Regions from separate parts of the Homo sapiens genome. Here region 2 is linked to region 1. Evidence: read pairs that join two places in POLR2A ChIA-PET (ENCODE). Cell type or tissue: A673. All regions are shown on one strand. Links, peaks and the distances in the headings refer to the core of each region. The heading gives the core; the rest is flanking DNA.

What was found. Peaks named below come from ENCODE experiments on the same cell type or tissue, not always from the same donor. Only the 100,000 strongest peaks of a DNase experiment are listed, where the experiment ranks them.
Region 2: POLR2A ChIA-PET joins it to region 1 with 5 read pairs; 2 of 35 experiments call an interaction of 5 or more read pairs at or near these places.

Annotation. Positions count from the first base shown.
Region 1 is chr15:64,185,396-64,193,423 of GRCh38, reverse strand. The region is part of intron 10 of CSNK1G1 (casein kinase 1 gamma 1); the gene reads left to right. Among named protein-coding and RNA genes, the nearest start is that of PPIB, 26 kb to the right of the region's middle. In A673, for the core only: no CTCF peak of the experiment used is centred there; no DNase peak of the experiment used is centred there; H3K27ac peaks cover 2,455 bases.
Region 2 is chr15:65,190,978-65,195,977 of GRCh38, reverse strand. CILP (cartilage intermediate layer protein) reads left to right here. Exons shown (of 9, transcript NM_003613.4): 9 at 1-1,218. Among named protein-coding and RNA genes, the nearest start is that of CLPX, 8.1 kb to the right of the region's middle. RefSeq lists an enhancer at 3,613-3,907. In A673, for the core only: no CTCF peak of the experiment used is centred there; no DNase peak of the experiment used is centred there.

The DNA.
Region 1 (8,028 bases), core at 1,410-6,409:
CCTCCCAGGTTCAAGCAATTCTCCTGCCTCAGCCTCCCGAGTAGCTGGGACTACAGGTGTGCACCACCATGCCTGGCTAATTTTTTTTGTATTTTTAGTAGAGACGGGGTTTCACCGTGTTGGCCAGGATGGTCTCAATCTTCTGACCTTGTGATCCACCCACCTCGGCCTCCTAAAGTGCTGGGATTACAGGCGTGAGCCACCACAGCTGGCTCCTGTTCCATTCTTTTCTTCTTCCGTCTTACCCCCACCATATCATAAAAGAAAAAAAAGAAATTTTAATATTGGAAGTGTGATAAAACCAGAATGTAATCCAGTATATTCTCTTTGCTAACCTTTTGGTACTATTCAGTCTCATTCTTGTTAGTTTATAGTTGAAGACAGTTAATGAGGCTGAGAAGACTTACATGAGAGGCCAAAATGTTTCTTTATAAATGGCAGCTTTTAAGGTATTTTTTGAGCCATAAAGTGAAGTAGATAAAGTTGTTTGTATATGTAATCAAAAATAATTTTTTAAAATGAGTTTTTTATGAAGAATAGGATTTGGTGATTTTTTTTTTTTTTTTTTTTTTTTTTTTTTTTTAGGCAGATCTCACTCTGTCACTCAGGGTGGAGTGTGGTGGCACAATCTCAGCTCACTGCAACCTCTGCCTCCTGGGTTCTCAGCCTCCCAAGTAGCTGGGACTATAGGCATATGCCACCACTCCCGGCTAATTTTTGCATTTTTAGTAGAGACAGGGTCTCACCATGTTGGCGAGGCTGGTCTTGAATTCCTGACCTTAGGTGATCCGCCCCCCTCAGCCTCCCAAAGTGCTGGGATTATGGCACTTTGTTAGTGTCACTCTTACATTAATCCCTGCCAAATGAATGCTGGGAGAGATTTTTTTCCCCTGCCATAGGGCATAGGTGGGGGTTTTCACTTTTTCAACAGTCTTCTGTGTTTTCTCAAGTATTTTTGTTACCTTTACCTTTCATTTATGCTATGCTGGATTGCTACTTTCTTGTTTCAAGATTTACCTACTACATAGTAAACCAATCATTTCCATGAAGGTGATGCAATCACGACTGAAAATTTTAAAGCGTTCCCCCAAGGAGTTACCACTACTTGAGATTCCTGCTCCTGCTTTGGGGGACTTACACACTCCATGTGGAGCTCTGCTTTTCAAGTAATGCAGAGAAATTGACTTTGCTGAATGACTTTTCTACTCATGCACCTCTTGAGTGACATTTAATTAGATGTGTATGCATGAGTGATCTTTAAGAATGAAGGATTTACATGCTGATCTCTTCCACTAGTTTGCTTAATCTAACTAGCTACTGTGCTGATGAGGCCTAATCATAACTCCTGTGTACACAGTATTGCCTAGAATACCTTTCTTGGAGAGTTACACTAGCAGACTGCTGTAGTTGTCAGCTTTCTTTGGTTTCATCTATTTCCTAGGCATTCTGTTGCTTTCTAAAACTGCAAATGGCCCTTTCTACTATGTTATCCTCTAGATACCGGTCCAAGCTCTTAAATTCCAGAAAACAGTAGCCCTAGAATTTAACATCTTACCGAAAACTTGCTTCCAAAGTAATAAACCCGCAACCCCTAGGTTCACATCTGTACTTAGTTTTGATGTTTTCAACAGATACAGAAGGCATTGGCGGGCAGTAGTATGGTATAGTGTGTTTTTCCTTCATCATAGTGGAAGCATTTATGAAGCAATCTAGAGTGTTAACATTAGTTTTCTATTTATCTTTAAAAGATAAATAGCATATTGCTTTGAGAATGGAGATGGAATGTGATTTTTAGGCCTTTGAAAAATGTCTTGGTATTTTCATTTAAACAAAAATCTTAAATCTTTCAACAAATTATTTATTGAACTAGAATGAATATAAAGAACCACATAGCCCTGTGAATCAGACAATAGCATAAAACCAGAGTTCTTATGTGTAGTCAGTAAAAATGGAAATAATTGTTGATCAGCTGTCCAGGGTTTTCTTAACTTTAAAAGCCCATGAGTATACATGAACATACATTTCCAGCCATTTTCTATTTTATCTGCCTCAAAAACAAATGCAGGCTGGGTGCCGTGGCTCACACCTATAATCTTAGCACTTTGGGAGGCCGAGGCGGGCAGATCATGAGGTCAGGAAATCGAGACCATCCTAGCTAACACAGGGAAACCGCGTCTCTACTAAAAATATAAAAAAATTAGCAACCTGGTGGCGCGCGTCCGTAGTCCCAGCTACTCGGGAGGCTGAGGCAGGAGAATGACGTGAACTCGGGAGGCGGAGCTTGCAGTGAGCCGAGATCGTGCCACTGCACTCCAGCCTGGGTGACAGAGCAAGACTCCATCTCAAAAACACAAAACAAAACAAAAAAACAAATGCAAAAACAGAGAGCATTCATGAGATGTAATTGCATTTAGTATGTATTATAGAACTCAACATTAAATGGCTTACCATTGTCTGGATTTTTTTAAGCACTTAAGTTTTTAGAAACCTGACAGTACTGTATAATAGTTTAAGAGCTTAAATATTATATTTCAATATTACAAAAAATAAAAAGTTCTAGAGAACTGAAAAAGTCTATCACTGATAGGTTTAGTTATAGATATTACTTCTAATATTACAAGAATAGGTTTATTCTCAGATCTCCAGCAGTCAGAATAAATGAGACTAAGTGCTCTGAGGATATAGACAATGTCAGTAAGTTTATAAAATATGGCCGGCACGGTGGCTCACGCCTGTAATTCCAGCACTTTGGGAGGCCGAGGCGGGTGGATCACCTGAGGTCGGGAGTTCAAGACCAGCCTGACCAACCTGGAGAAACCCTGTCTCTACCAAAAATACAAAATTAGCCAGGCATGGTGGCACATGCCTGTAATCCCAGCTACTTGGGAGGCTGAGGCAGGAGAATCGCTTGAACCTGAGAGGCGGAGGTTGTGGTGAGCGGAGATCGCGCCATTGCACTTTAGCCTGGGCAACAAGAGTGAAACTCTATCTCAACCAAAAAAATAAAAATAAGTTTATGATTATGTTGTACACCAGTCTTATTTTGGAAAATGAAACATTTGAACCTCTTTTGGCAGAAATAATTGTAGTAGGGGAATATTTTGGGTAGCTTTGATTCTCTCTAACATAACTAGCAGCATAAAATCAAACCCCTCATTTATAAGGTAATAGAGCAAGTCCATACAGCTGCCTTCTCATAGAATATGTTTATTCTCTGAGGAAGAGCAGAGAAAATATGAACAGGATCCTTTATAATACTCTTGTCCATATGACTTCGTATTCCATTAATAAAAAGGAGTAAATTGGCCAGGCGTGGTGGCTCACGCCTGTAATCCCAGCACTTTGGGAGGCTGAGGCAGGCGGATCACGAGGTCAGGAGATCGAGACCATCCTGGCTAACACGGTGAAACCCTGTCTCTACTGAAAATACAAAAAAAATTAGCCGGGCATGGTGCTGCGCGCCTGTAGTCCCAACTACTCAGGAGGCTGAGGCAGAAGAGTGGCGTGAACCTGGGAGGCGGAGCTTGCAGTGAGCCGAGAATGCGCCACTGCACTCCAGCCTGGGCGACAGAGCGAGACTCCGTCTCAAAAAAAAAAAAAAAAAAAAAGTAAATTGTAGCTGGTGTACAAAGCTCTGATTTTTACGAGAAATGCCTTTTTGGTGACTTACGGGTGAGCTTTAAGCAACTCTTGTCAATGAGATACTGAAATATGGGGAGTGAATATAGACCCTCAAACCATTACTTCCTTGCCCTTCGTTTTTTATAGAATACAACTTTTATAGCTGTGAACATTTGTAAGATTTATAGTCCTTTCTGGTTTTCATGCAGAGCAGCAATATCACATCCTAACCCCTGCAGCTGTTTATATCAGCAGCAATTAAAATTTGATTTACTAATCCCTCATTGCTGCCTCTCCAACTACTCATTTTTCATTTTTGTAGAGCCTTAGGACTGTTACAGCTGAGCATTATGATGTTAACAACTCAGCCATCTGGCACAGGGGAAGAGGCACCTAAACAGATTCTTCTGGACAAAAGTCACATATGAGCAAGATCAGAATAGTAGCAGATGTAAAAAGCAGGTAAAGAAGGAGAGCCTGAATGATACTAAGGTGAAAGCAGAATCCAAAGAGGTTTTTAGTTGAAGGTCGACCCTCCTTTTGCTTTCCAGAAGAAAATAATTCATAGTATCATATTAATAAGTAAACTTTTTCTAATTCAGTCTAGACGCTGTTAGCTAGAAGAACCAGGCAAACGATGTAGCTATTTTTTTTGTTATTATTATTATTATTTTTTCGAGATGGAGTCTTGCTCTGTCGCGCAGGCTGGAGTGCAGTGGCGCGATCTTGGCTCACTGCAACCTCCACCTCCTGGGTTTAAGCAATTCTCCTGCTTCAGCCTCCCGAGTAGCTGGGATCACAGGTGTGCGCCACCATGCCCAGCTCATTTTTGTAATTTTAGTAGAGACAGGCTTTCACCATGTTGGTCAGGCTGGTCTCGAACTCCAGACCTCGTGATCCGCCCACCTTGGCCTCCCAAAGTGCTGAGATTATAGGCGTATGCCACCACTCCGAACAATCTTAACATTCTGAGTTTGATCTGCTTAGTGGCTACTGAAATTTTACCTCTATGGAAACTAAAAGATGATCCCAGCTTTGACTGTGTGTTTTTTCCCCCTCCCTCCTCTTTTGGTCGTTATTGGTTTTCTGGTTCTGGGTAAGGAGGGTGTGATATAGATTCATGTATTGACTCATTAAGGCTAAAATGAATGTAGACAAGCTTACTTTTCCTCACTGCTTTCCAGTGGTTGTTAGTTTAAAATCCAAAACCGAAAGAAAAACCTACAGGGACACGAATGTACTTGATTTTGTTATTGCTTGCTGTTGCTTCACCTTTCCTTCCATATCTTGCTCTCATGCTTTCTAACGCCTAAGCAGAATGTATCATCAGAGCGCCGAGGAGAGTGGGAAATTCAGCCCAGCCGGCAGACCAATACCTCATACCTAACGTCTCACTTGGCTGCAGACCGCCATGGGGGATCAGTGCAGGTATTTACTGCCTTTATTGCCTTTTCCTGGCCTTTCCAGCTTGGCTGGTGGAATGTTGGCTTGCTTCTGAACCTTCGGCAGCCTTAGAAAGGAAGCTTACAGGAAGGGCTAATTGAATATCTCTGTAGATTTTCTGTCTAGGTGGACTTGGGTAAGAGTCGCTTGTTAAAATGATTACTTCCTGTTGTCATTGACTAAGAAACATCTATATGATTTCTGATACTGATTTCTGGTTAACCTAGTCCTACCACCTTGATGCATTCATGATAAACCATAAAAATAACATCAAGGTAGGATTGTGTTAGTGTCAAGTCTGTGAATTGTAAAGACCTGAAACTTACAAGTATTTTTTGAATAGAGGACTAAAGGACTGCATATGTTGCTCATTCCATGATATGTGCCTTAACGCATAAGCTGAGAATGTTAATTTGTATAAGTCATCTGTTTCTGAGTGGGTACCCAGGAAGTTGGGCTGTTTCCTTTTTTCTCCCTGGAATCAATGTGATCTTAAGAAAATTATTTCTGATTTCATTTGGGCTATTCTGAATCTCTTTTTTCTGTTTAGTACTAGAACATCTGGTATCTCTTAACTTGTCTTACATGTGAATGTTTTTAATAATCTTAGCCTCAATATTGTTCTCATACTGGTAAGTGACACCATCAGTTGGGACACACAGTGAACTCAGAGCTGTCAAACATAAATTCTTATAAAGGTGCAGACAGGTTTGTACATGTAGAAATGCATCTTGGTAGCCTTGATCATCTAGGATATGCTGTTACAAGGAGTGATTCATGGAAAGATCTTAATCACAGCTTGAAAGACAGTTTTGGCCCTATAGAAAACCACATAGGATCATATAGGTTAAAATGATGGATTGAGGCTGGGCGTGGTAGCTCCTGTAATCACAGCACTTTGGGAGGCCAAAGCAGGTGGATCACTTGAAGTCAGGAGTTCAAGACTAGCCTGGCCAACATGGTGAAACCCCATCTGTACTATAAATACAAAAAAAAAAAAATTAGCCAGGCCCGGTGGCGCATACCTGTAATCCTAGCTACTCAGGAGGCTGAGGTGGGAGGATTGCCTGAATCTGGGAGGCAGAAGTTGCAGTGAGCCGAGATCATGCCACTGCATACTCTAGCCTGGGTGACAGAATGAGGCTCCATCCCCCCCAAAAAAAACCATGATGGATTGGACAAGACTGAGCAACAAAGGGAGAGCTCATCTCTACAGAAAGTTAAAAAATTAGCTAGGATGGCCAGGCGTGGTGGCTCGCACCTATAATCCCAGCACTTTGGGAGCCCAAGGTGGGCAGATCACAAGGTCAAGTGATTGAGACCATCCTGGCCAACATGGTGAAACCCCGTCTCTACTAAAAATACAAAAATTAGCTGGGCATGGTGGCGCATGCCTATAGTTCCAGCTACTCAGGAGGCTGAGGCAGGAGAACGCTTGAACCTGGGAGGCAGAGGTTGCAGTGAGCCGAGATCACGCCATTGCACTCCAGCCTGGGTGATGGACTGAGATTCCGTCTCAAAAAAAAAGAGAAAAAAATCATTGCTCTTAGGAGCCAGGCACAGTGGCTAACACCGATAATTCCAGCATTTTGAGAAGCCTAGGCAGGAGGATCACTTGAGGCCAGGAGTTCTTGACCATCCTGGCAATATAGCAAGATATTGTCTCTACACAAAACAGAAAAATTGGCTAGGTGTGGTGCTATGTGCCTATAGTCCTGGCTGCCAGGAAGGCTTAGGCGGGAGGATCGCTTGAGCCCAGGAGTTTGAGGCTGCAGTGAGCCATGATCGTACCACTGCATTTCAGCCTGGGTGACAGAGCAAGACCCTGTCTCTTTAAAACAAAACAAAACAAAACAAAACAAAAAACTCAATTTTATTTCTCAGGCACACTTTCTTGTGAAGCCACATGAGGATGTGTGTTATCAGAATTAATAGAACAAGAGAGTAGCAGCTGTGTGCAATAGCTCATGCCTGTAATCCCAGCACTTTGGGAGGCCGAGGTGAGCAGATCACAAGGTCAGGAGTTCAAGACCAGCCTGGCCACTATGGTGAAACTCCATCTCTACTAAAAAGTAATTTTAAAAAATTAGCTGGGCGTGGTGGTGGGTACCTGTAGTCCCAGCTACTTGGGAGGCTGAGGCAGGAGAATCACTTAAACTCGGGAGGCAGAAGTTGCAGTGAGCTGAGATTGCGCCCCTGCACTCCAGCCTGGGCGACACAACAAGACTCTATCTCAAAAAAAATAAAAAGAAAGGAATATCTGGGATCCAGGAAACCAGAGATCCAGCACAGGAAAGAAACAAAGGGAATCCCTAATATAATAATAAAGTTAGGAGATCCTGGGATCTGTACACCAATAGAAGAGAGCAGCTTGTTCAAAACAGAGCTGCAAGAGCAGCTCTTTGGTATTTTCCTTTTTAACATTATGGTTTATCCTTGTCTTTTTATAATTACAAAATAAGCATATTTCTTTTTCTCTCTTTTTTTTTTTTTTTTTCGAGATGGAGTCTGGCTCTGTCATCCAGGCTGGAGTGCAGTAGCGCGATCTTGGCTTACTGCAACTGCTGTTTCCCGGGTTCAAGCGATTCTCCTGTCAGCCTCTAGAGCAGCTGGGATTACAGGCACGTGCCACCACACCCAGCTAATTTTTGGATATTTAGTAGAGATGGGTTTTTGCCATGTCATCCAGGCTGGTCTCAAACTCCTGACCTCAAGTGATCCACCTGCCTTGGCCTCGCAAAGTCCTGGGATTACAGATGTGAGCCACCGTGCCTGGCCTCGTAAAGTGTCCTTTAGAAATGGATCCAACTGAGGTGTCTTTGGCAACTCTTTTGAAACATGCAACTTCCTCTACTCCCTATAAACTAAGTTTTACCAGCTTCCTTGGCACTTAGATAGAGGACAGGCAGTTACACCATTTACCTAATACTATGTTCAGCTCTGCTGCTCCTCATTACTTTGGCC
Region 2 (5,000 bases), core at 1-5,000, 1.0 Mb before region 1:
TTAAAGTGAGCCAGCTTCTCAGAGGAGTACAGGGGACTCTGGAAAGCAGTCACAGGTGGTGTAAGTCCTCGCCCCCTAAGTTACAGGGCAGGGCAACATAGGCACACACTCCAGCAGTCAAATTTGTTCTCATGGATCACATTTTCCGTTTGCAGAAAAGAGCAGATTCCTGGAGTTGTGAGCATGTTCTGGGCTCCTGAGCAAGACTAAAAACACGTCCCGATTTTTTTCTTTCCTTCTTTCCAATACTTTGGAGCTTATACAATGGCTTGGCCCAGGGTCTGACAAGCTGGCCAAGTGGTCCTTTGGCTCTCCCAACAGCCTGTTGCCTTCTCCAGCTGGGCTGGCCGGCCTCACTCAGAAATGGGCTTTTACTTTTTTCTTTATGCTCTTCTAAAGATGTTCAACTTTTCCAGACACCAGATCTCTGTTGTGTGTTACAGACCCTGTCCCTGGAGCAAAACAATTGGTCCAAACGGGCAGAGTTTTGGTTTTGGAAAAGGTATTTGGTTTAAAATAGTAAATCAGAGGCCCATAGGTGGTGCCAGAGCGATCTCAGCGGCATTACAGTCAGGGTAGTGGGGTGTGGGGTTGGATAGGATGCACTCACTGCCCCTATCCCAACCCCTCCAGAATCTGTCAGGCAAGAGTCCAAAGGGTTTGGGAGAAGAGAGGACACTGTTTACAATCAGGACAAAAAGCTTTCCCTGATGCCCTGGCCAGCCTAGTGCAGCTCCTTTACCCATCTCTGGCCTGGGCTGGATTTGTACTCTTGGATCACCATCTGCCCGGCTCCTGGGAATTTGGTTTGTAAGCAATTAGAAATTTCTCTAGCTGAGCACATCACAATAACCATAGAAAAAGCAAGCATCTGCAGGAGTGAGGACTAGTGGTCTTGTGATTGCAACTTGACCCACTTCCAGACTCCACATCTGTCCCACTGCTCCCAGGAAGCAGCTCTCACTGACTGCTTGGGGAGGCTTGACTGCCCCTGTTGTGAGTGCACAGCTATCTGCAGCACCATCGCCCCAGCCACTTCAGGAGCCAGAGTGCCTGCTGCTTCAACCTGACCACCAGTTCACTTCAAACTCACGGGGGGAGGGGGAGGGTCGGGGGGGGGTGGGTTGCTGGGGAAGGTGGGCTGACTGGTTCCCCACTCTAGGGCACTTTCCTTGCTGTTCTCAATTGAGGGCCTGAATAAATGGACTCCAGCACACAGCATCTGATGCCTGACTTTTTCCTTCACTCGCCAAACATTTATTGAGTGCCAAACCATGTATGCAAGTAGACAAGCTTTTATGAGATAGTACAAAACATACTACATGTCATGGCATCAGACTTTGAGGAAGTAGTGGTCAAAGAAGTCTTCTTAGAAAAGGTGACATCTAATTTGAGGTCTGAATGATAGCTAGGAGGTGGCCTGCTAATGGTATGGCTGTCAGGAACGAGAGGCACAAGCAGAAACAGATGTGCAAAACCAGGGACTGCAGGCTGGGTGGGGCTTGCAGGCAGATACCTCTCTTTCAGACAAGGAAACACTTTTTTTTTTTTTTTTGAGACGCAGTTTTGCTCTTTCGCCTAGGCTGGAGTGCAGTGGTGCGATCTTGGCTCACTGCAACCTCTGCCCCCGGGGTTCCAGCGATTCTCCTGCCTCAGCCTCCCGAGTAGCTGGGATTACAGGTGTGCACCTCCATGCCCAGCTAATTTTTGTATTTTTAGTAGAGACAGGGTTTCACCATGTTGGCCAGGCTGGTCTTGAACCCCTGACCTCAGGTGATCCACCCACCTCAGCCTCCCAAAGCGCTGGGATTACAGGTGTGAACTGCCGCCAGGCCTAGCCAGCATTCTTGAGTTGAACTCATGATACTTAATTCCTAAGAGTCTTGCCTCCAAAATCAAATGTGCTCCTTGCTAGCTGCATAACTTTCCCCTGGACCTCAATTTACTCACCTATAAATGAAGGATTTCTAAAGCCCTTTTCATGATTTTCAGTGAGGCTAATAGCACCATTCCCAGGATGCTTTCAGTTCATTAAACCACTGCTGATTTGTCGGTTGTTCCCCTGTGGAGACTGCACACTGGATGGACAAAATGCTCATCTCAGGAAAGCCCTAGCGTTTCAGTCTCAGCCTTCTGATCACCCAGTTACTGAGTGCGAATTCTGTGAAGGTCGGTACCATATGGCATGGAGGAGGGGAACAGGCAGGTAGATGGGCAGATCAGGTTGCTTCTGCTTACAAACAAGGGAGTTTTCAAACAATGTTCTCTCAAGTTCAAAGAGTTCTAGCAGCTGACGTGATAAGAGAAAAATGTCACCAAGATGTTGGGACAAGAACAGAGTCTGGAAGGATTGAGAGGACTTAAGCAAAATTAGAGGTAGATGGGGTTTCAGGTAAAGGTGTTGGCTAGAGCCAAAGAATAGAGGTGGGACTGTGCACTGGCAGTCTTTTGATTACAAGTAACAGGGGTGCCAGGTAACCTCAGGAAGGACTGGAACCAAGAATTGCAGAGCCATCAGAATCCAGGTAATCACTCTTTCTGGTTTCAATTAACTTGTCTTCTCTCATGCTCGGTGGCTTTGGTTCTCTCAATTTCTAATTCAATCTTGGGTTACATGCTCTGTTTTTCTTTTTCTTTTCTTTTCTTTTTTCTTTTTTTTTTTTTGAGACAGAGTCTCGCTTTGTTGTCCAGGCTGGAATGCAGTGGCGCCATCTCGGCTCACTGCAAGCTCCGCCTCCCGGGTCCACGCCATTCTCCTGCCTCAACCTCCCGAGTAGCTGGGACTACAGGCGCCCGCCACCACGCCCGGCTAACTTTTTTTGTGTGTATTTTTAGTAGAGGCAGAGTTTCACCGTGTTAGCCAGGATGGTCTCGATGTCCTGACCTCGTGATCCACCCGCCGCGGCCTCCCAAAGTGCTGGGATTACAGGCGTAAGCCACCGCGTCTGGCCTACAATGCTCTGTTTTTCAGACTGTCTCTCTGACTTTATTTCTATTTTTTTTTGTTTGTTTGTTTTTGTTTTTTGAGACGGAGCTGTGCTCTTGTTGCCCAGACTGGAGTGCAATGGCGCGATCTCGGCTCACTGCAACCTCCGCCCCCCGGGTTCAAGCAATTCTCCTGCCTCAGCCTCCTGAGTAGCCGAGATTAAAGGCGCCCGCCACCATGCCAGGCTATTTTTGTTTTGTTTTGTTTTGTTTTTTGTTTTTTGATACGGAGTCTCTCTCTGTTGCCCAGGCTGGAGTGCAGTCGTGCGATCTCGGCTCACTGCATCCTCCACCTCCCACGTTCAACCGATTCTCCTGCCTCACCCTCCCGAGTAGCTGGGATTACAGGCGGGTGCCACCACGCCTGGCTAATTTTTTGTATTTTTAGTAGAGACAGGGTTTCACCGTGTTAGCCAGAATGGTCTCTATCTCCTGACCTCGTGATCCGTCCGCCTCGGCCTCCCAAAGTGCTGGGATTACAGGCGTGAGCCACCGCACCCGGCCAATTTCTCTCTCTTCTTAGCCCCTGTCTCTGTTGCAGTCTCTCCCTCTCACTGTGTGGTCTTTCCTCTCTGCAGGAACCCTTGGTTCTGCTTGCAGATATGCTTTCTCTGTTCCTCTGGGCTCACAGAAGAAGGTGGCCACCCTATTTATATCTCAAGTCAATGAATAGCCCTGTCTTGAAGACCGAATTTGATTGGCCCAGTTTGAATTGGGGCTCCACCTCTAGTCCAATCAACCGTGGCCATGGCAGGGGTGGGAAATACAGGGCAATCCTGCTATCCAATCAAATTCCCTGGAGAGACAATCTGGTTGGCCCAGCTGCAGTTTGCCTCTAGTCCAGTCAACTGTGTCCATGGTGGGGGTGTGGCATATAAAGGGCAGTCCTAAGGCCTTGGGCGGTCGCTCTCACCTACAATTCCAGCACTTTGGGAGGCGGAGGCTAGCAGATCACCTGAGGTCAGGAGTTCAAGACCAGCCTGGCCAACATGGCTAAAAATACAAAAATTGGCCAGGCGCCTGTGGCTCACGCCTGTAATCCCAGCACTTTGGGGGGCCGAGGAGGGTGGATCACCAGGTCAGGAGATCGAGACCATCCTGGCTAACATGGTGAAACCCCGTCTCTATTAAAAATACAAAAAATTAGCCAGGCGTGGTGGCGGACGCCTGTAGTCCCAGCTACTCAGGAGGCTGAGACAGGAGAATGGCGTGAACCCAGGAGGCGGAGGTTGCAGTGAGGCAAGATTGTGCCACTGCACTCCAGCCTGGGCGACAGAGCAAGACTCCGTCTCAAAAAAAAAAAAAAAAAAAAGGCTTTGCTGGCTGGGTGTGGCGGTTCATGCCTGTAATCCTAGCACTTTAGGAGGCTGAGGCAGGTAGATCACTTGAGCCCAGGAGTTCCAGACCATCCTGGGCAACATGGTGAAACCCTATCTCTTAAAAAATACAAAAATTAGCCAGGCATGGTGGCACACACCTGTAGTCCCAGCTACTCGGGAGGCTGAGATGGGAGGAGCGCTTGAGCCTGGGAGGTAGAGGCTGCAGTGAGCTGTGATTATGCTACTGTATTCCAGTCTGGGCAACAGAGTGAGACCCTGTCCCCTCATCAAAAAAAAAGAATTTGCTGTATCCCACACTGCTAGAAATGGAAGAGATTGAAAATTTTGTAGATTTAACAAGGTGATGTTTCATTTCTGTAGCACAATAGGAAATTGAGTTGTTTTACAGAAGCAGTTTTCCAGAAAATTCAAACTTTTCCTCTTTATTTAAGACTTTTTTTTTTTTTTGAGACAGCGTTTTTGTTCCCCAGGCTGGAGTGCAATAGCACTATCACAGCTCACTGCAGCCTTGATCTCCCAGGTTCAAGCAATCCTCCCACCTTGGCCTCCCAAGGAGCTAGGACTACAGGCATGAGCCACCACACCAGGCTAAATTTTATTTTTTGTAGAGACTGAGTCTCACTGTTTTGCCCAGGCTGTTTTCAAACTCCTGGATTCAAGCGATCCTTCTGCCCT